Linked DNA regions of Homo sapiens: region 1 is linked to region 2. A link is an interaction called in ENCODE POLR2A ChIA-PET data of the cell type or tissue named here. Cell type or tissue: GM12878. All regions are shown on one strand. Each heading gives the region's core, and the rest is flanking DNA. Links, peaks and the distances in the headings are about the cores only. Region 1 overlaps FHOD1 (formin homology 2 domain containing 1). Region 2 overlaps CBFB (core-binding factor subunit beta).

The links. ChIA-PET counts read pairs that join two places held together with the same protein. Peaks named below come from ENCODE experiments on the same cell type or tissue, not always from the same donor. Only the 100,000 strongest peaks of a DNase experiment are listed, where the experiment ranks them.
Region 1: POLR2A ChIA-PET joins it to region 2 with 11 read pairs; 2 of 35 experiments call an interaction of 5 or more read pairs at or near these places.

What each region holds. Positions count from the first base shown.
Region 1 is chr16:67,229,846-67,236,307 of GRCh38, reverse strand. FHOD1 (formin homology 2 domain containing 1) reads left to right here. Exons shown (of 22, transcript NM_013241.3): 12 at 1,836-1,951; 13 at 2,041-2,651; 14 at 4,114-4,269; 15 at 4,489-4,671; 16 at 4,759-4,878; 17 at 4,959-5,120; 18 at 5,517-5,707; 19 at 5,802-5,994; 20 at 6,080-6,242; 21 at 6,318-6,462. Among named protein-coding and RNA genes, the nearest start is that of TMEM208, 5.9 kb to the right of the region's middle. RefSeq lists enhancers at 3,951-4,450, 4,451-4,952. In GM12878, for the core only: no CTCF peak of the experiment used is centred there; no DNase peak of the experiment used is centred there.
Region 2 is chr16:67,077,599-67,090,561 of GRCh38, reverse strand. CBFB (core-binding factor subunit beta) reads right to left here. Exons shown (of 6, transcript NM_022845.3): 5 at 8,254-8,349. Among named protein-coding and RNA genes, the nearest start is that of PHAF1, 26 kb to the left of the region's middle. In GM12878, for the core only: no CTCF peak of the experiment used is centred there; a DNase peak (open chromatin) is centred at 6,022.

The DNA.
Region 1 (6,462 bases), core at 3,963-6,462, 150 kb before region 2:
GTCTCCCGCCCACTATCTGTCACTCCCTTGTTCTGCTGCCTCTGTCTCTTCCAGCACCCTGTCCTGCTCCACGTCAGTCTCTCCCCTCCACTTCCAGTTTCCTCGTGTCATACCTTCCCCCACTTCCCACTGCGGCTGGGAAGGAACCCCAATATCACTGCCTAGCTCTGTGTGGGTATGAGCAACCATGGAGCTGACACCACAGTTACCATCTCTTCCTCTCATCCCCCCTACCCAGGGCCCCTGAGAGCCCACCCGTCCCCCAGTCCCCTCCTGGGCAGGCCAGGCTGGAGTAAGTACAGAGGCCGGCCTGCCAGGCCTGCCATGTGCTCAGGGCTTCAGCATTGCTTCCCCCAGCAGGGGTTTCACGTGCCTGATGCAACCAAAGCTGGGGGACTCAGGCCTATCCTCTCCCAGACATATGCCTCCTCGGTAACCCAAAGGCTAAGCACTGGGAACCAATTCACTGGGGTCACAGTGGTCCCTGTGCTTCAATAGCAACACCTTAGCAGCCAGAGATGGGGATGTGGACACCCAACCTGGGGCTCATTCTGCCAAGTCTTCAGCTCAGAAGCGAGCAGGGAGGGGACCTAGGGTGCTGTGTGGTGTGTGGTGTGGGGGTGGAGGGGTAACCTAAGGCTGAGGGAAAGGCAGGGACTGAGAGCTGACAGAGGCTGGAGGGGCCAGAAAAGAAACACTGGATTGCACCCATTATTTCAGCATAAACTGAGGGTCCACTGTTTACCACATCCGTTTTTTTTTTGTTTTTTTTTTTTTTGAGACAGAGTCTTGCTCGGTCTCCAAGGCTGGAGTGCAGTGGTGTGATCTCAGCACACTGCAACCTCTGCCTCCCAGGTTCAAGCAATTCTCCTGCCTCAGCCTCCCAAGTAGCTGGGATTATAGGCCTGCACCAGGATACCTGGGTAATTTTTGTATTTTTAGTAGAGACAGGGTTTCACCATGTTGGCCAGGCTGGTCTCGAACTCCTGACTTCAAGTAATCCACCCACCTCTGCCTCCCAAAGTGCTGGGATTACAAGCGTGAGCCACCGCACCTGGCCTGTTTACCAGGCCCTTTCCTGGGCATAGGCTCCCAGAAGCTACCAGACATGCCAAGGGAGGGACAGCCTGATATGCCCATTGGGACAGCTATCCCCTTCCCCTGCTCTAAGAGTCCTTGTCTAGACTCAAGACACCAGCCTGGGCAACACAGTAAGACCTCATCTCTACAAAGAAATTTTTTAAAATTTGGCTGGGTGCATCATTCACACCTGTAATCTCAGCACTTCAGGAGGCTGAGGTGGGAGGACTGCTTGAGGCCAGGAATTCAAGGCCAGCCTGAACAACACAGTGAGACCCTGTCTCCTCAAAAAAATTAAAAAATCAGCTGGACGTGGTGGCACATGTCTGTAGTCCCAGCTACTTGGGAGGCTGAGGGTCAAGCCCAGGAGAGTGAGGCTGCAGTGAGCTATGATCACACCACTGTACTCCAGCCTGGGTGACTGACAGAGTGAGACCCTGTCTCTAAAAAAAAAACCAACCAAAAAAAAACCAGGACAGTGAACATGAACGAGGTTGCAAGTTAGATGTTAAGTAGATCCTCTCCCTGTGTTTTCACCTGGGAATGCTGGGTTGGTAGTAATCCTCCCCAGATGTGGAGGACTGAAGAGGGGCTGGCCTTGGGGGGGGTGTGGTTCTGGTCTGCTCAGCGCATGGACTGTTCCCTGTGTGTCTGTGCGTGCCTGCAATTGGGGGTGGTGTCCAGGGGCTCAGCAAGGCATGTACACCTGGGCTGGGGTGTGTCAGACGCTGTCAGTGACAAGCACCTTCCCTCAGAGCCCGGTTCCTGGAGAATGTGGCGGCAGCAGAAACAGAGAAGCAGGTTGCGCTGGCCCAGGGCCGGGCAGAGACACTTGCCGGGGCCATGCCCAATGAGGCGGGTGGACACCCAGGTGAGTAGGTGGGTGAGCAGGCAGAGCCTGCCTGTTGCTTTGTTGCCCCACAGGGGGCATGGCACTGACAGCTCCTTCCCTTTCTTTAGATGCCCGGCAACTCTGGGACTCCCCAGAGACAGCCCCTGCAGCCAGAACACCCCAGAGCCCTGCCCCCTGTGTCCTGCTCCGGGCCCAGCGAAGCCTTGCACCAGAGCCCAAGGAGCCACTGATACCAGCAAGCCCCAAGGCTGAGCCCATCTGGGAGCTCCCTACCCGTGCACCCAGGCTCTCTATTGGGGACCTGGACTTTTCAGATCTAGGGGAGGATGAAGACCAGGACATGCTGAATGTAGAGTCTGTGGAGGCTGGGAAAGACATCCCAGCTCCCTCACCCCCACTGCCCCTGCTCTCGGGAGTACCCCCCCCTCCCCCACTTCCACCTCCCCCACCCATCAAAGGCCCCTTCCCACCACCTCCACCTCTACCTCTGGCTGCCCCTCTTCCCCATTCAGTGCCTGACAGCTCAGCCCTCCCCACTAAGAGGAAGACAGTAAAACTTTTCTGGCGTGAGCTGAAGCTGGCTGGGGGCCATGGAGTCTCTGCAAGCCGCTTTGGGCCCTGCGCCACCCTCTGGGCTTCACTGGACCCTGTCTCAGTGGACACGGCCCGACTGGAACACCTCTTTGAGTCTCGTGCCAAAGAGGTGCTGCCCTCCAAGGTAAATCCACTCATCTGCAAGGTAGCCCCAAGGGAGGCAGGAGGGAATCAGAGCTTAAGGATCTGACCTGTTGGAGCTAGTCACTCACTTCCCACATGGGGAAACCAAGGCAAAGAAAGGAGTAGGAAATTGTCCAAGGTCTCCTAACAAGGGATCAGCAGTGCCCCAACTAGAATCTAAATGTGGCCGGGCATGGTGGCTCACACCTGTAATCCAAGAGTTTGAGACCAGCCTGTGCAACATAGTGAGACATTATCTCTACTAAAAGTTGGTCTGGGTGTAGTGGCTCATGCCTGTAATCCCAGGACCTTGGGAGGCCGAGGCAGGTGGATCATTTGAGGTCAGGAGTTCGAGACCAGCCTGGTCAAATTAGCAAAACCCCGTCTCTACTAAAAACACAAAATTAGCCAAGCGTGGTGGCGGGCACCTGTAATCCCAGCTACTCGGGAGGCTGAGGCAGGAGAATCACTTGAACCCGGGAGGTAGAGGTTGCAGTGAGTCGAGATCGCACCATTGCACTCCAGCCTGGGGGACAAGAGCAAGACTTCGTCTCAAAAATAACTAAATAAATAAAAATAAATAAATGTTAAAAAAAAAATTAGCCGGGCATGGTGGCTCACCCCTGTAATCCCAGCACTTTGGGAGGCCAAGGCAGGCAGATTACTTGAGGCCAGGAGTTTGAGACCAGCCTGGCCAACATGGTGAAACCCCGTCTCTACTAAAAATATGAAAATGAGCTGGGCGTGGTGGCTCATGCCTGCAATACCAGCTACTTGGGAGGCTGAGGCAAAAGAATTGCTTGAACCTGGGAGGCGGAAAAAAAAATGTTAAAAAAAAAAATAGTTGGGTATGGTGGTACACGCCTGTAATCCCAGCTACTTGGGAGGCTGAGGCAGGAAAATCCCAGAAGATAAGCTGCAGTGGGCGATGATGGCACCACTGCACTCCAGCCTAGATGGTAGAGCCAGGCCCTGTCTCAAAAGAATCTAAGCTCATCCCCATGACTTACACATTCCAGGTTGCCAGTTTGTCAGTTGTGGGATCATTTGGCAATCTAGAGGAGGGCCTTGGAGTGCCCTCTGAGGTTGCTGTCCCAGCTAGTCCCTTCCTCAGTCTTTTTTTTTTTTTTTTTTTTTTTGAGACAGAGTCTTGCTCAGTCACCCAGGATGTAGTGCAATGGTGTGATCTCAGCTCACTGCAAGCTCCGCCTCCCGGGTTCACGCCATTCTCCTGCCTCAGCCTCCCGAGTAGCTGGGACTACAGGTGCCCGCCACCACGCCCAGCTAATTTTTTTTGTATTTTTAGTAGAGATGGGGTTTCACCATGTTAGCCAGGATGGTCTCGATCTCCTGACCTCGTGGTCCACCCGCCTTGGCCTCCCAAAGTGCTGGGATTACAGGCGTGAGCCACCGCGTCAGGCCCCCTTCCTCAGTCTTACACTGCCCTTCCCCCAACCATGCAGAAAGCTGGAGAGGGCCGCCGGACAATGACCACAGTGCTGGACCCCAAGCGCAGCAACGCCATCAACATCGGCCTAACCACACTGCCACCTGTGCATGTCATTAAGGCTGCTCTGCTCAACTTTGATGAGTTTGCTGTCAGCAAGGATGGCATTGAGGTGAGGTCACCCAGCTATGGGTGTTGGGGGGAGGTCTGGCCTTCTCCTTTGGTAGGTGGGCATTTCCTGTCCCTCTGGTGGTGGGCATGGGCTTGGCATTTCTGCAGGGCAGTCCCCAGACACTGGGGCCTCCCCTAGATGACTGAGGGGTCAAGACCAATGCCTCAGGCCTCAGGCCTGCATTGAGGGGGCCATGTCAGGCTCTGGCTACATCCTCAGAAGCTACTGACCATGATGCCCACGGAGGAAGAGCGGCAGAAGATTGAGGAAGCCCAGCTGGCCAACCCTGACATACCCCTGGGCCCAGCCGAGAACTTCCTGATGACTCTTGCCTCCATTGGCGGCCTCGCTGCTCGTCTACAACTCTGGGCCTTCAAGCTGGACTATGACAGCATGGAGCGGGTACCTGGGTCTTGGAGTGGGACAGTCAGTAGGGACAGGTAAGCATCATGACCATGTAGTCTGAGAGTCCCTGGTCTCCCATACCAGGAAATTGCTGAGCCACTGTTTGACCTGAAAGTGGGTATGGAACAGCTGGTACAGAATGCCACCTTCCGCTGCATCCTGGCTACCCTCCTAGCGGTGGGCAACTTCCTCAATGGCTCCCAGGTGAGTGAGAGTACATGGGGACTAGGGGGAGTCAGGGTTCTGGAGCCAACCAGGCCCAGGCTCAGAAAGGGTCCTTTCAGAGCAGCGGCTTTGAGCTGAGCTACCTGGAGAAGGTGTCAGAGGTGAAGGACACGGTGCGTCGACAGTCACTGCTACACCATCTCTGCTCCCTAGTGCTCCAGACCCGGCCTGAGTCCTCTGACCTCTATTCAGAAATCCCTGCCCTGACCCGCTGTGCCAAGGTTAGCACCTGCCAGAATCAACCAAGGCCGGACAAGGCATGAGGAGCGCTGCTTCCTGGGCCTGGCTCCTCCCCCTTCTCCCCATTTGGGCTGCTGTGCCAGGGCTTGCTCCAGCCACCTGGGTGTGAGCTATGCCCTCTGCCAGAAATGCTCTTTCCTCTATTGGCCTGGCCACACCTACTCAGTCTTTGGGTCTGTTTAACTGCCACTTCCCCCAGTAAACCTTCTGCTCCCCATTCACATCAGATGGACTTGTGTCTCTTGCACTAGTCTATGAGATTTGGATGTCTGTGTCCTTAGGGCCCAAGCTGGCCACTCTGGCCCAGAAGCAGCCTCGGGCCATGTCTTGTCTACAGGGTGTGGGGGGACAGTATGTGCACCCCCTTGCTTTCTCAGGTGGACTTTGAACAGCTGACTGAGAACCTGGGGCAGCTGGAGCGCCGGAGCCGGGCAGCCGAGGAGAGCCTGCGGAGCTTGGCCAAGCATGAGCTGGCCCCAGCCCTGCGTGCCCGCCTCACCCACTTCCTGGACCAGTGTGCCCGCCGTGTTGCCATGCTAAGGATAGTGCACCGCCGTGTCTGCAATAGGTAGGGGCATGGACCCAAGAGAGGCAGGACGGCCACCACCCTCCCTCAGACAATAAGCAGGACTTACTGTCCCTCCCTACTCTGACCTGCCTAGGTTCCATGCCTTCCTGCTCTACCTGGGCTACACCCCGCAGGCGGCCCGTGAAGTGCGCATCATGCAGTTCTGCCACACGCTGCGGGAATTTGCGCTTGAGTATCGGACTTGCCGGGAACGAGTGCTACAGCAGCAGCAGAAGCAGGCCACATACCGTGAGCGCAACAAGACCCGGGGACGCATGATCACCGAGGTGGGTGCCCTTCCAGGTCTTAGTCTTGACTGCCACCTCCTTGGTTTCCTTCGCTCCTCCCAGCTCACCCTTCTTCTTTCTCCAGACAGAGAAGTTCTCAGGTGTGGCTGGGGAAGCCCCCAGCAACCCCTCTGTCCCAGTAGCAGTGAGCAGCGGGCCAGGCCGGGGAGATGCTGACAGTCATGCTAGTATGAAGAGTCTGCTGACCAGCAGGCCTGAGGACACCACACACAATCGCCGCAGCAGAGGTGAGGCCCATAGCAGCTGTGGGGAATGGGCTCCAGTGCCACCTTGGCCTGACTTTGCTATCTGGCCTTCCTCAGGCATGGTCCAGAGCAGCTCCCCAATCATGCCCACAGTGGGGCCCTCCACTGCATCCCCAGAAGAACCCCCAGGCTCCAGTTTACCCAGTGATACATCAGATGAGATCATGGACCTTCTGGTGCAGTCAGTGACCAAGAGCAGTCC
Region 2 (12,963 bases), core at 4,547-7,046:
AAGTTGCTATCTTTCTAACTCAACTATGATCAGAGCATGAAATCTGTCCTTTATTAACCTCCATCTTCCTTCACAAAAGACATTTGAATTAGTTATAGACATATATACCCCAAAAAGAAAGGTCATGGGAAACATGTCAACATTTTCAGATCAAGGAAGGATTCTCAGACAGAAAAGGTGCTAGGATGCTTCTATATAGCAACAGATGCCAATGGAGAGCATTTCACAAAAGTAACGTCTGTGATTATTTTTTATTTTTAAAAGCCTTCTTTTTATACAAGTACAGAATAGTGCCCAAATTGTTAAGTATGTAATGAAGAATTTTCACAAAGCGAACACACCCACCTAACTAGCACCCAGGTCAAGAACTAACATTACCAGAACATGGGAAGTTCTCTTCATACCCACTTCTAGTCACTACTCAATCCCCACAGTAACTGGTAGCCTCCAACAGAGCCAAGAAAAGTCCAAAATCCTTTACTGGTTGTTTTAAAAAACCAAACCAACCAACCAAACAAAAAACACCAGAATCTAAAATGGCTTGGCAAAATAGTATCTTCGACTTTCATAGTCTAAAGTTAGGATATGACTACTTTTACTGTTTTCCTGCCACTCCAGATATATTGTGAGCCAAGTACACAGAAAGAAGGGGTAAAGAAACTGGCTTCCACTGAGTCCCCATTCTAAGCCTCAGATACTGAGCTCTGCAACAACCTGGGAGGGAGTTTTTACTGATGAGGCTCAATGAGAATAAGCAACTTTCTCAATGCTATATGGCAACAAGTAGTGGAGCCGGGATGCAAAACCTTGTGCTCATTCCACTACATCCAGAGTCCTCATTATGTTCTGCCACCCACTGGGTTCCGTAAAAACACCCCCAGGGACACCAGAGGGAGACCAGAACAATCCCTACCCTGGCTTTGCCCAGAGCAGTGCCTTTTAAAAAAACTGTTTTATACAGTGGGGCTCTGTATACAATTTCAAATGGAGGAAGGGTTTCACATAAAAAACAGCCTATATGCCAGAGAATAGAGATAGCAAGGTCTAGAATCTTCTGTTTTCATTATTCTGTGTAATACTGAAAGCAAATTTTATTTTTTTCTAAATAATTAATGATACAAAATTCATAAGGTACAGAAGATACACAGTGAAAAATAATAATTTGCTTATTTTGTCCCCCAGGTACCTGGTTCTCCCCCATAGTTTCTAGTTCCAGTTTCTTAGATATTCTACTAGAGAATGACTATGCACATTTAAACAAAAATTACCCACAGAGTAGGAAAAATACCCAGAGAGTAAGATATTATACACAGTACTGTGTACCTTATGTATATCATTTTAATGTATATCAATGACAAGAGTATTTGGTAAAGGTTACTAACATAAACAATGCTTCTTCATTTCACTATAGTTTCTCATTTCAAGTTAATGATAATCTGCCATTACCTCTGAAAGGTAAAGAAAATATTGTACTACTGAAATAGGCTGTTCCAGAAAAATGAGAAAAAGAAAACACTAAATCCTATCATGAAGGATCGAAAACTTTCTAAATTTTACACATGGTGAAATGGAAGAATGCTCAAGGAATTTTATAACTAGTTTCAGGTTAAAAGACACTGTTGAAAATCAAAACCCCTTGGGCCACCAACCACTTGGAGTTCTGCTTCCCCCCTTAGTAATCTTAACCTTACACATAGATTAAATACTCACGAGCACCACTGTTACAAGTTTAGCATGGCAGGGCTGGAGGCCTCAGAAGTTATCCAAACAGTGGAGGACATCCCTAAACCTCTGTGCTGCTAGGATCTCAAGCTTCCACAGGCCGTTTACTGACTTGCTGCCACCCATGAGTTACCACTGTTCTCTGGCCCTCCTCTCCAGTCAGGCATCAGGACCACCCACTAGAACCATTATTTTTCTTTTCTGCCTCAGCCTTTTCTATTCCAGGCAAAACGGTTCTTAATCTCTCCTGGCAGATTTTATTTTTCAGCTTAAGCATCTTTACGGGTGGTGTGGAAATTAATTTCCCAGCGCTAAGCTGTATTTGTGCAGGCCTCCTGGTTAGGAAACTGGTTTAAATACTCACTGTTTCTTCCATTAACCAAATATTTGAGGGAGAGCAAGTCAATTAATTTTTTGGAGACTCTCAGTTTTATCAACTGTAATAATGTTAGATTAGATGATGTTTGAATCTCTAAAGATAATCTGAATCACAGAGGGGAAACAACATTTTTCTCCAATATTCTCTTTTTAGGAAAAAGAAGGTAAACTGCAAGAAAATAAGGTGACATTAGGAATTTTTTATGGATGGAAAAAAAAGACAAAGAAGCAAAATATATACACGCTAAGTGCCAAAAGACACACAAACCCCAAACTCCCCTATGTGATTGCCAGTGCATGTGCTGGAGTCAGATTCCAGCCCAATTTTCCAGATGACAGTTCTCTACAAGAACTGATGTTTTAAATTACTGCCATAAGGGACTACAGGATCTTAAATCATTGATGAAAATATAACTCTTTTCTCTATGCTCTAGGTCATAATGTAGGGAAAGTGCCTTGATACACTTCAGAGAACTAAAAGGATGTTCTTGTTAGCCAAATAATTCAATTAACTGGAACCAGCATTATGGTGGAGCTTTTAGTGCTAAAAAGAAGTACTTCAGAGCTATTATTTACTGTAGGCATACACATACCAAGCATCATACTAAGTGCTTTACAAGCATTTTCCCATTTAATACTCAAATTCTGTGAGAAAATTAGGGCTCTTGAGGCAAGTGACGGAGCAGGAATCTCAACTAGGCCTGACTACAAAGCCCATGCTCTCAATCACTGACAAAAAAACAAGTAGAAACAATCTATCTGAGCAACAAATTATGTGACACTTCTATCAACAGACTATATTTCTGTTCATATATACATATAAACTCACATACCAAAATATTCTTCCAACATTTTAAATTAGAAAAATCAAATTAACAATGTATTTATTTCTTTTTGTGGGGTCAGGGAGACAGGGTCTTGCTCTGTTGCCCAGGCTGGAGTGCAGTGTCACAATCATAGTTCACTACAGCCTTGACCTCCTGGGCTCAAGCGATCCTCCCACCTAGCCTCCCAAGTAGCTGGGAACACAGGCACATGCTACCATGCCTAGCTAGTTTTTAAATTTTTTGTAGAGACAAAGTCTTGCTGTGTTGCCCAGGCTGGTCTTGAACTCCTGGGCTCAAGCAATCCTCCCTCAGCCTCCCAAGGTGCTGAGATTAAAGGTGTGAGCCACCACAATTTAGAATAGAAAATTCTTAGTCAATTAATCTAGAGTTTTATGTAAAGCAAAATACATACAAAAGCTTTCAACAGTTGTTCCATTAATTGTCAAATAGTTAATCTCCAAATATAATGTAGCTGAAGAGCACTTTTTAGAAAATGATTCCTATATTCATTTAAAGCCATGTTAGCTTGCTCCAGAAATACTGACCAATCACACTCTCTTGACTTGGCAGGCTCTCTTACTCCTCCTTACTCCTCCATGCCTTTGCATACACTGTTTGTCCTGCCCAGAATGCTTTCTCCAACTTGAACAGCTGGCAAAACACACTCTTCCTTCAAATCCCTCTAAGTATACTACCCTGTGAATTTCCCAAGCAGAGGCAGACTTAAGCTTCCTCTACACTGCTGCTGTCCCTTTTGAACCTCCATTATGTATGGTGGTTGCTAAAGTACACTGCAATGATCTGTTTATCCATCATTTTCCCACAAGACTGACAGCTGATCAAAGACAGAAACAATGCATTTTCATCTATATATTTCTCAGTCCCTAATGCAGAATACAGACCAACACACTTGGGGTTTATTACTTTACTTAACTAGTTAATATAAACCAACACATTATAAATATTTAGAATCTTTCCAGAGACCATTAATATGTATTATCTACATGAACTATCATAGCAGGCTCTCCTATAATTCTAGTTTTCAGACAGGCAGGATAGGGGCTGTTTTTTGAAGATATCCAATGAACAACTAAGCAGTGTACAAAGGATTGTGGTAGGTAATGTGGAAGACACAAAAATCAGGGGCTCCATCTCATGGGATTGCCATAAAGTGGAGGGCACAAATGTTTATAATTGTTTCAACATGTTGTTCAATAAGAACACTAGTAGAAATAAAAAGTGCTACAGAATGGAAGGGCTTTATGATTATGACTAAGAAGACTGAGGAAAGGCCTGACATTTAATGACAACATTCAGGTTGGGCCTTGACGGACAGAAAAGAACATTCTACATCAGGGAACAAAGAGCATGAGCAAAAAGGTTCAGAAATGTAACAAATGTACATTATACATTTTAAAGCTTCTAAATTTTACAGATACCGAAAGAAAGGGCATGGTGTGGAAGTCTTGTATTCACATATATGAAAATCACAAGAATTACAACAGCATCAAAGAAAACAAGTATCACATATATCCCTCCATTTTCTTCTCTTAGCTAACAAGTATTCTTGGGGACATCCTCAGCTGCTATCAGCCCATTAGATTAATTAACTCACTGACAAAGAGATCTAGCAATCACTAAAAGATACTAAATTTTAAGCCGGGCACAGTGGCTCAAGCCTGTAATCCCAGCTCTTTGGGAGGCCAAGGCGGGCAGATCACGAGGTCAGGAGATCGAGACCATCCTGGCTAACACGGTGAAACCCCGTCTCTACTAAAAAATACAAAAAATTAGCCGGGCATGGTGGCGGGCGCCTGTGGTCCCAGCTACTCGGGAGGCTGAGGCAGAAGAATGGCTTGAACCAGGGAGGCGGAGCTTGCAGTGAGCTGAGAATGCGCCACTGCACTCCAGCCTGGGCGACAGAGCGAGACTCCGTCTCAAAAAAAAAAAAAAAAAAAAAAGATACTAAATTTTAGGCTGGGTGCAGTGGTTCACATCTGTAATCCCAGCACTTTGGGAGGTCAAGGAGGGAGAACTGCTTGAGCCCACGAGGTTGAGGCTACAGTGAATCATGTTCACACCACTGCACTTCTGCCTGGGCAACAGAGTGAGACCCCATCTCCCCCCACCCCCACCCAAAAAAAAGATATTAAATTTTATTTCAAGTCTGGGCACGGTGGCTCACTCCTGTAATCCCAGCACTTTGGGAGGCTGAGGCAGGTAGATCACCCGAGGTCAGGTGTTTGAGACCAGCCTGACCAACATGGTGAAACCTCGTGTCTACTAAAAATACAAAAATTTGCCGGGCGTGCTGGCAGGAACCTGTAATCCCAGCTACTCAGAAGACTGAGGCAGGAGAATCGCTTGAACCCGGGAGGCAGAGGTTGCGGTGAGCCGACATTGTGCCACTGCACTCCAGCCTGGGCGACAGAATGAGACTCCATCACACACACACACAGAGACACACACAGAGACACACACACACACACACAATTTATTTCATACACTAACCACCAAATAGGCTTGATTTTTAAATGTATTCTAAGTAAATATATTTTAACACAACTAGAAATTTTATGTAATACTTTAAATAATATTAACAATAATAATAGCACCTGACACCTAGTCAGTGGCACATACGCTAAAAGTGGTTTCACATGTATTTACTCATTTAATCCTCACAATGACCATATGAGACAGGCAGGATTATTACTCCTATTTTGTAGATGAGGAAACTCAGTCATAGAAAAGTGAAGTAAGCTGTCCAAGCTGACAAAGTAAATGACAGAGCCAGATTCAGACTTCTGTCTGGCTGTAGAGTCTGGGCTCTTAGCCACTGTCTGCACCCATGCACGCACACACACACACACGTATGCACACACACCTTAATTTAAACAATAGTGTACATATAATTTTGTGCTTGGAAAAAAACCACAAATTTTCTTCATTATGTAACATTGACTTAAAAACTTAAAAAAAGTGGTGAAATACACATATCATAAAACTTACCATCTTAGCCATTTTTAAAGCATACACTCAGTAGTGTTAAGTACATTCACACTGTTGTGCAACCAACTAGAACTCTCTTCATCTTGCAAAACTGAAACTCTATACTCTTTAAATAACTAACCCCCATTTCCCCGGCAACCACTATTCTACTGTCTGTAGATTCCAAAAGTATATAGGACATGAATTTAACAATCTTAGGTACCTAATACTGATTTTTAACACCTGGAAATGGTTCTGTTTAGTTGATATATTATAATTATATTTTAATGTGTTTTGATTATCAAAGATGAATGTGTGCTTTTTCTATTTCTTCTTGTATGAAATGTTCATGTTGATACAAAGTTTATAAACTTGAAGCATGATATACAGTAACATTTGACAACACTCTTTTTCAAACACATTAGTTCTTATCTTGATTATTTTTGCTAGAATATACTTTTTTTTTTTTTTTTTTTTTTTTGAGGTAGGGTCCTGCTCTGTCATCCAGGCTGGAGTACAGTGGCACGATCATAGCTCCTGCAGCCTTAAGCGCCTAGGCTCAAGCTATCCCCCTGCTTCAGCCTCCTGAGTAGCTAGGACAACAGGCATGTGCCACCATGCTGGCTAATTTTTTATTTTTTGCAGAGATGGGGGCTTGCTATTTTGCCCAAGATGGTCTAAAATTCCCAGCCTCAAGCAATCCTCCCACCTCAGCCTCCCAAAGTGCTGGGATTACAAGTGTGAGCCATAGCATCTGGCCCTAGAATATAATTTTTAAAGAAAATCTGTATTTCTGAACAATTTGTATATACTTTGAATATTAATTTTTATAATTGAGGTCTGTTTAAAGCAGAGTACAATTTTGTGTAAAAAAATTAAAATTCCATTGTCAATTAAAAGACACATCAAAATTCAGAAACCAACATGGTAGATTTAAAAAAGTGGGGGGAAAAAAGCTCAAATTTTAAAACTGGGCAAGACTAAACTTCAATGGGTGCTAAAACTAAAGAAACACAAGACATAAATTAACTATAAAAACTGAAATAATGGGCCAGACGCAGTGGCTCACGCCTGTAATCAATCCAAGCACTTTGGGAGGTTGAGGTGGGTGGATCATGAGGTCAGGAGTCCGAGACCAGCCTGACCAACATGGTGAAACCCTGCCTATACTAAAAATACAAAAATTAGCCGGCCATGGTGGTGTGCGCCTGTAATCCCAGCTACTCAGGATGCTGAGGCAGGAGAATCACTTGAACCTGGGAGGCAGAGGCTGCAGTGAGCCGAGATCACGCTACTGTACTCCAGCCTGGGCGACAGAGCAAGACTCCATCTCAAAAAAAAAAAAAAATCAAAATAATGATTACTTTTGAGCAGAAATCATGAGAAAGTCATGATTAGATGTATATATGGAAGGGGCTGCTGGGGTAGCTGTCAAAGGTTTATTTATGTATTATTTATTTATTTCCTAAAGGCAGGATCTCACTCTGTCATCCAGGCTGGAATACAGTGGCACAATCACTGCTCACTGTAACCTCAAACTCCAGGGCTCAAGTGATTCTCCTACCTTGGCCTACCAAGTGACTAAAGCTACAGGCATGTGCCACCAAACCCAGCTAATTTTCTTACTTTTTGTAGAGACAGAGTTGCTCAGGCTCAAAGTTTTATTTTTTGACCAAACCGTGGTTGTAAGGATGTTAACCTTACAGTAATTCATTGGGCTATAGATTTTTTTATTTATTATTATTTTAAAAAATGTATCCTAAGTAAACCAGCAAAGGAAGCTACAGATTTGTTAATGTTGATTTCTGTTTCTGTATTTTACAATAGAAAGGTTAAAAGAAAAAGTTTAATTCCGTTCTTTGAATAGTTTGAATATTAAATTTTCCTTTAGTTAAAATCACACAAATGACTGACAATTATAGTTATAAAACCAAGACAAATATTCATAGAAAAATGGAAAGTAGTATTACTCGAGTTTTAATAATGTTCTAAAAATATGCAATCTGTTAACATAAGCTGATTTTTACAAATAATTTGAAAAATAAGAAAAAAAGAGGTGAGATTTTGAGTAAATGAATTAAGAGAAAATATACCTTATTATAGTAAATGATTTTTATGAAGACCAATGAATGAGGAATTGATGTACAACTTTAAAATTAAAATAAATTTCTTTATAGCAATTACATTTAATAAACACAAAGCCAGAGAGTACAACTTTTTAAAAATGAAAGACAAAATTAAACTATTAAAAAGCATTATGCACAAACATCACAAACACAGCCTGAGAGTTTGGGGGAAAGTACTAACCAGTTACTGCCAGCAGCTGTGAAACTCTCACCTCCATTTCCTCCCGATGAGACCTGTCTCTATCTTCAAATTCGCGTGTCCTTCTCCGAGCCTCTTCAAAGGCCTGTTGTGCTAATGCATCCTCCTGCTGTCAGAATACATGAAATACCTATTTTAATTTTGATTTATAAAAAAAATACAATATTTGGGTTTTGTTTTTTTTTTTTTTTTCCTGAAACAGTGGCCGGGCGCAGTGGCTCACGCCTGTAATCTCAGCACTTTGGGAGGCCGAGGCGGGCAGATCACTTGAGGTCAGGAGTTCGACACCAGCCTGACCAACATGGTGAAACCGCATCTCTACTAAAAATACAGAAATTAGCTGGATGTTGTGGCGCATGTTTGTAATCCCAGCTACTTGGGAGGCTGAGGCAGAATAGCTTAAAACCCAGGAGGTGAAGGTTGCAGTGAGCCGAGATTGCGCCATTGCACTCCAGCCTGTCTCAAAAAAAAAGGAAAAGAAAAAAAAAGAAAAAAAAAAAGAAACAGCATCCCGCTCTGTTACTCAGGCTGGAGTACAAGTGCAGTGGTGGAATCATAGCTCACCACAACCTGAAAATCATAGGCTTAACCCCATTACAGCAATTCTCCTGCCTCAGCCTCCCAAGCAGCTGGGACTACAGGCACGCACCACTGCACCTGGTTAATTTTTTTTTTTAGTTTTTGTAGAGACTGGGTCTTGCTATGTTGACCAGGCTGGTCTCAAACTCCTGGCCTCAAGAGATCCTCCCGTCTTGGCCTCCCAAAGTGCTGGGATTACAGGTGCAAGCCACCTTGTCCAGCCTTTTTTATTCCGACAGAAACAAACAGCAGAGTATTTCTGAAACATCAACACCATTAAAAAAAAAGTCAGATTTTCTTAATCCAGTCTATCATTGTTGGACATCTGGGTTGGTTCCAAGTCTTTGCTATTGTGAACAGTGCCACAATAAACATACGTGTGCATGTGTCTTTATAGCAGCATGATTTATACTATGCAGCCATAAAAAAGGATGAGTTCATGTCCTTTGTAGGGACATGGATGAAACTGGAAATCATCATTCTCAGTAAACTATCGCCAAGAACAAAAAACCAAACACTGCATATTCTCACTCATAGGTGGGAATTGAACAATGAGAACACATGGACACAGGAAGGGGAACATCACACTCTGGGGACTGTTGTGGGGTGGGGGGAGGGGGGAGGGATAGCATTGGGAGATATACCTAATGCTAGATGACGAGTTAGTGGCTGCAGCGCACCAGCATGTCACATGTATACATATGTAACTAATCTGCACATTGTGTACACGTACCCTAAAACTTAAAAGTATATATATAAAAAAAAGTCAGAGGTACTTTTAAAAGAAAAATTCAGTATTTCATATTTTATGCCACACCTTGGAAACATAAGTCATGTTAATCATATTCTAACAACTGAAAATGCTCTTCCGTTTTCTTTACCTACTTAATCCTACTCATCAAAATAAAATCCTGATGAATACAATATTTAAGGCTAACAAATGTGGTAAATACTTCTATCATTTGGGGAAAAGAAATGCTCTATGAACTAAAGCCAGAAATATAAATGAAGATGAACAGCACTGACTACACAAATGTTGGAAACTTCTGGACAACAAAAAGCAAATAAAATCTCAAGGGAAATTATTAAGGAAAATATATTTATTAACATATAACAAATCTGTCTTTTCCCAGTTAGTGGCTAAAGATCTGCACCTGAAGGAAACCCAGATACCTCAGGACTCATTGCATCTAAAAAGGTAACCAACTTAAACTTTCTTCTCTACTCTTTTTTGGTCTCTGTTGGTGGCACCATTTTTTTTTCTGCAAGAAACCTGAGCCATCATCTTTGACTCTTCACTCTCTCATTGTCTCCACAATCAATCAACCACTGAGTCCTACCCACTTGATGTCCTATATATTTTTGGAATCTTCAGTCTCCTCTTCATTCCTATAAAAAGTTTCCTCCTAGTTCAGACCCCTAAAATCTCACTTAGACCATTGCAAAAGTCTCCTCAACAGTCTCTCCTTGCTTCCATTTGGTCACTCCTCAACCCAATCTACCACACAGCCATCGGAGTATGCCTTTAAAGCACAATCTGACTACAATGCCCCCAACTTAAAAAAGCTCCCTCACTGTGTACAGCCCAGGATGCTTGGCCTTTGCCGTCACACACTTCTGAATACTAGAATTTATTATTATTATTATTTTTGAGACAGAGTCTCACTCTGTTGCCCAGGCTGGAGTACAGCAGTGTGATCTCTGCTCACTGCAACCTCCCAGGTTCAAGCAATTATCTTGCTTCAGCCTCCCGAGTAGCTGGGACTACAGGTGAGCATCATCATGCCCGGCTGGTCTCGAACTCCTGACCTCAAGTGATTTGCCTGACTTGGCCTCCCAAAATCCTGGGCTTATAGGCGTAAGCCACTGTGTCTGGCCAGAATACCAGGATTTTTGATGGTACACTTGAAGAAACGAAAAGATCCAAAACAATACCAGAAAAGTCATCAATACTACTCACTTTCCTAGATTCACTGCAGCAAGGGGTGGCCACGTAACTCAGTTGTAGCCAATGAGACAGAAACACAAGTCACCTAATGGGGCTTCCAAGAAAGTTTGAGACATTTCACCATTCCACCTTCTTAGGAACTGATGCAGTGCTCAGAGATGCAGCAGCCATCTTGCAAACATAATAATGAGGACACAGTCACACAATGAGCATGGTACAGCAGCAAGATTAAAAGACCTCATATCACGTTGGGGTCAAAAAAAAAAAAAAAAAAAAAAAGACCCAGGGCCTCTGATAACATAATTAAGTGCTTGCTATACCAGGCCTGGACTGTGTACTGCTGGATATCTTGTTCTGTGTGATAAATCCTTTATTTGTCACTGTCAGTGGGGTTTTCTAATACTCAAAATTTTCAGTGACAATGTCTATAACGTAAACAGAATGGAAAGATGTAATCAAATTCCCATTCTTGTGATGCACTTACTAGCTTTATAACCCAGGGCAATGTTATTTCATTTCTCTAAGCCTCAGTAAATTTACATGTAAGAAAGGCATAGTAATACTTTATAACAAGATTGTTGTAAAGATTAAATAACACATAAAAAGTGCTTAAGCATACTGACAGCATTCAATAAATGCTATTATTCAACAAGCACTTATGGATACATAAAATTCAAACATTTGACTGAACATCATAACATGGACCTACTATATTCTCAGGACATAATATAAGCCAGAGGTAGCCGCAAAAGAATGCTGTTCCCAATTTCCCACGGCTTTCTATGCACTTAGGTATCAACTGGGACACATCTGCCGATGACAGGAAAAAACTGTGGGCCTGGTGCGGTGGCTCACACCTATAAGCTCAAGCACTTTGGGAGGCCAAGGCCGGTGGGTCACCTGAGTTTGGGAGTTGAAGAGACCAGCCCTGGCCAACATGGTGAAACCCCGTCTCTACTAAAAAACAAATACAAAAAATTAGCCAGGCATGGTGGCAGGCCCCTGTAATCCCAGCTACTCGGGAGGCTGAGGCAGAAGAATCACTTGAACCCCTGAAGGCAGAGGTTGCGGTGAGCCAAGATCACACCATTGCACTCCAGCCTGGGCAACAAGAGCGAAACTCCATTTCAAAACAAGAATAAAAAGTATCATTATTAATATTTGCAGCAAAATAAGCCAGGAGATATTTGGTAGCCTTCACTTTCTTGTTCCATCTTCTGTTTTGATCTTTTCTTTACTCTCTTTTTTAGAGAAGGGGTCTCGCTCTCAAGCCCAGGCTGGAGTGCAGTGGTGTGATTATAGCTCACTGCAGCCTCAACCTCCCAAGCTCAAATGATCCTCCTGCTTCAGGCTCCCAAGTAGCAGGGACTACAGGTGTGTGCCACCAGAGCTAATTTTTAAATTTTTTATAGAGAGATGAGGTCTCGCTGTGTTGCCCAGACTGGTCTTGAACTCCCAATATCAAGTGATCCTCCTGCCTCAACCTCCCAAAGTGCTGGGATCACAGGCATGAGCCACCGTGCCCAGCTTGTCTTGGTATTTTCTAATGACATGTGAGACATATGTGCAGTGAACAGAGTTCACACTTTAACAAATGGTAAAATGGAAAGACAATCAGCAATTACCAGTATTATCCTGATCCTTTCCTGCTGCAATCTAACACCTCCCTTTCAAGGACAGCATAAAGGGCACCTGCTAATAAAAACCACGTGCTTACCCACAAAGTAGGCTCAAATGGCTAGGAACAACCAACTCCATTCAGGTTCGGGTAGGATAAGGTTTTCAATTCTCCCGTCCCCACCAGCCACTTGTTATACTACTAGTCTGTTACTCCAAAGTCTATACCACAACCTGCACAACGTAGCCAGGTGGGGTCATCATAAAACATGGCTGGGTGTAAATTAAATCCATGTGGAAAATAAAGGCTTAGCAGTTCTGTCATAGAGCATACACAGAATATTCGACCACTCTTGTTGTAGTAATTCTCTCTTCACTGTATTTAAATTGTGTCTTTATTTATTGTCTAAATCTACAACTATATATATTTAACAGTTCGGTAACACTTACCTTTCTGCATCAGAGTTTAAAAACTGGAAGTTCATGCTTAATTAAAAAATTAAGAATCAATTTTTTTCCAAGACAGTTGATGATGAACATCTAATTTGCACAAAATATCGACATTTACTATTCTCTGTG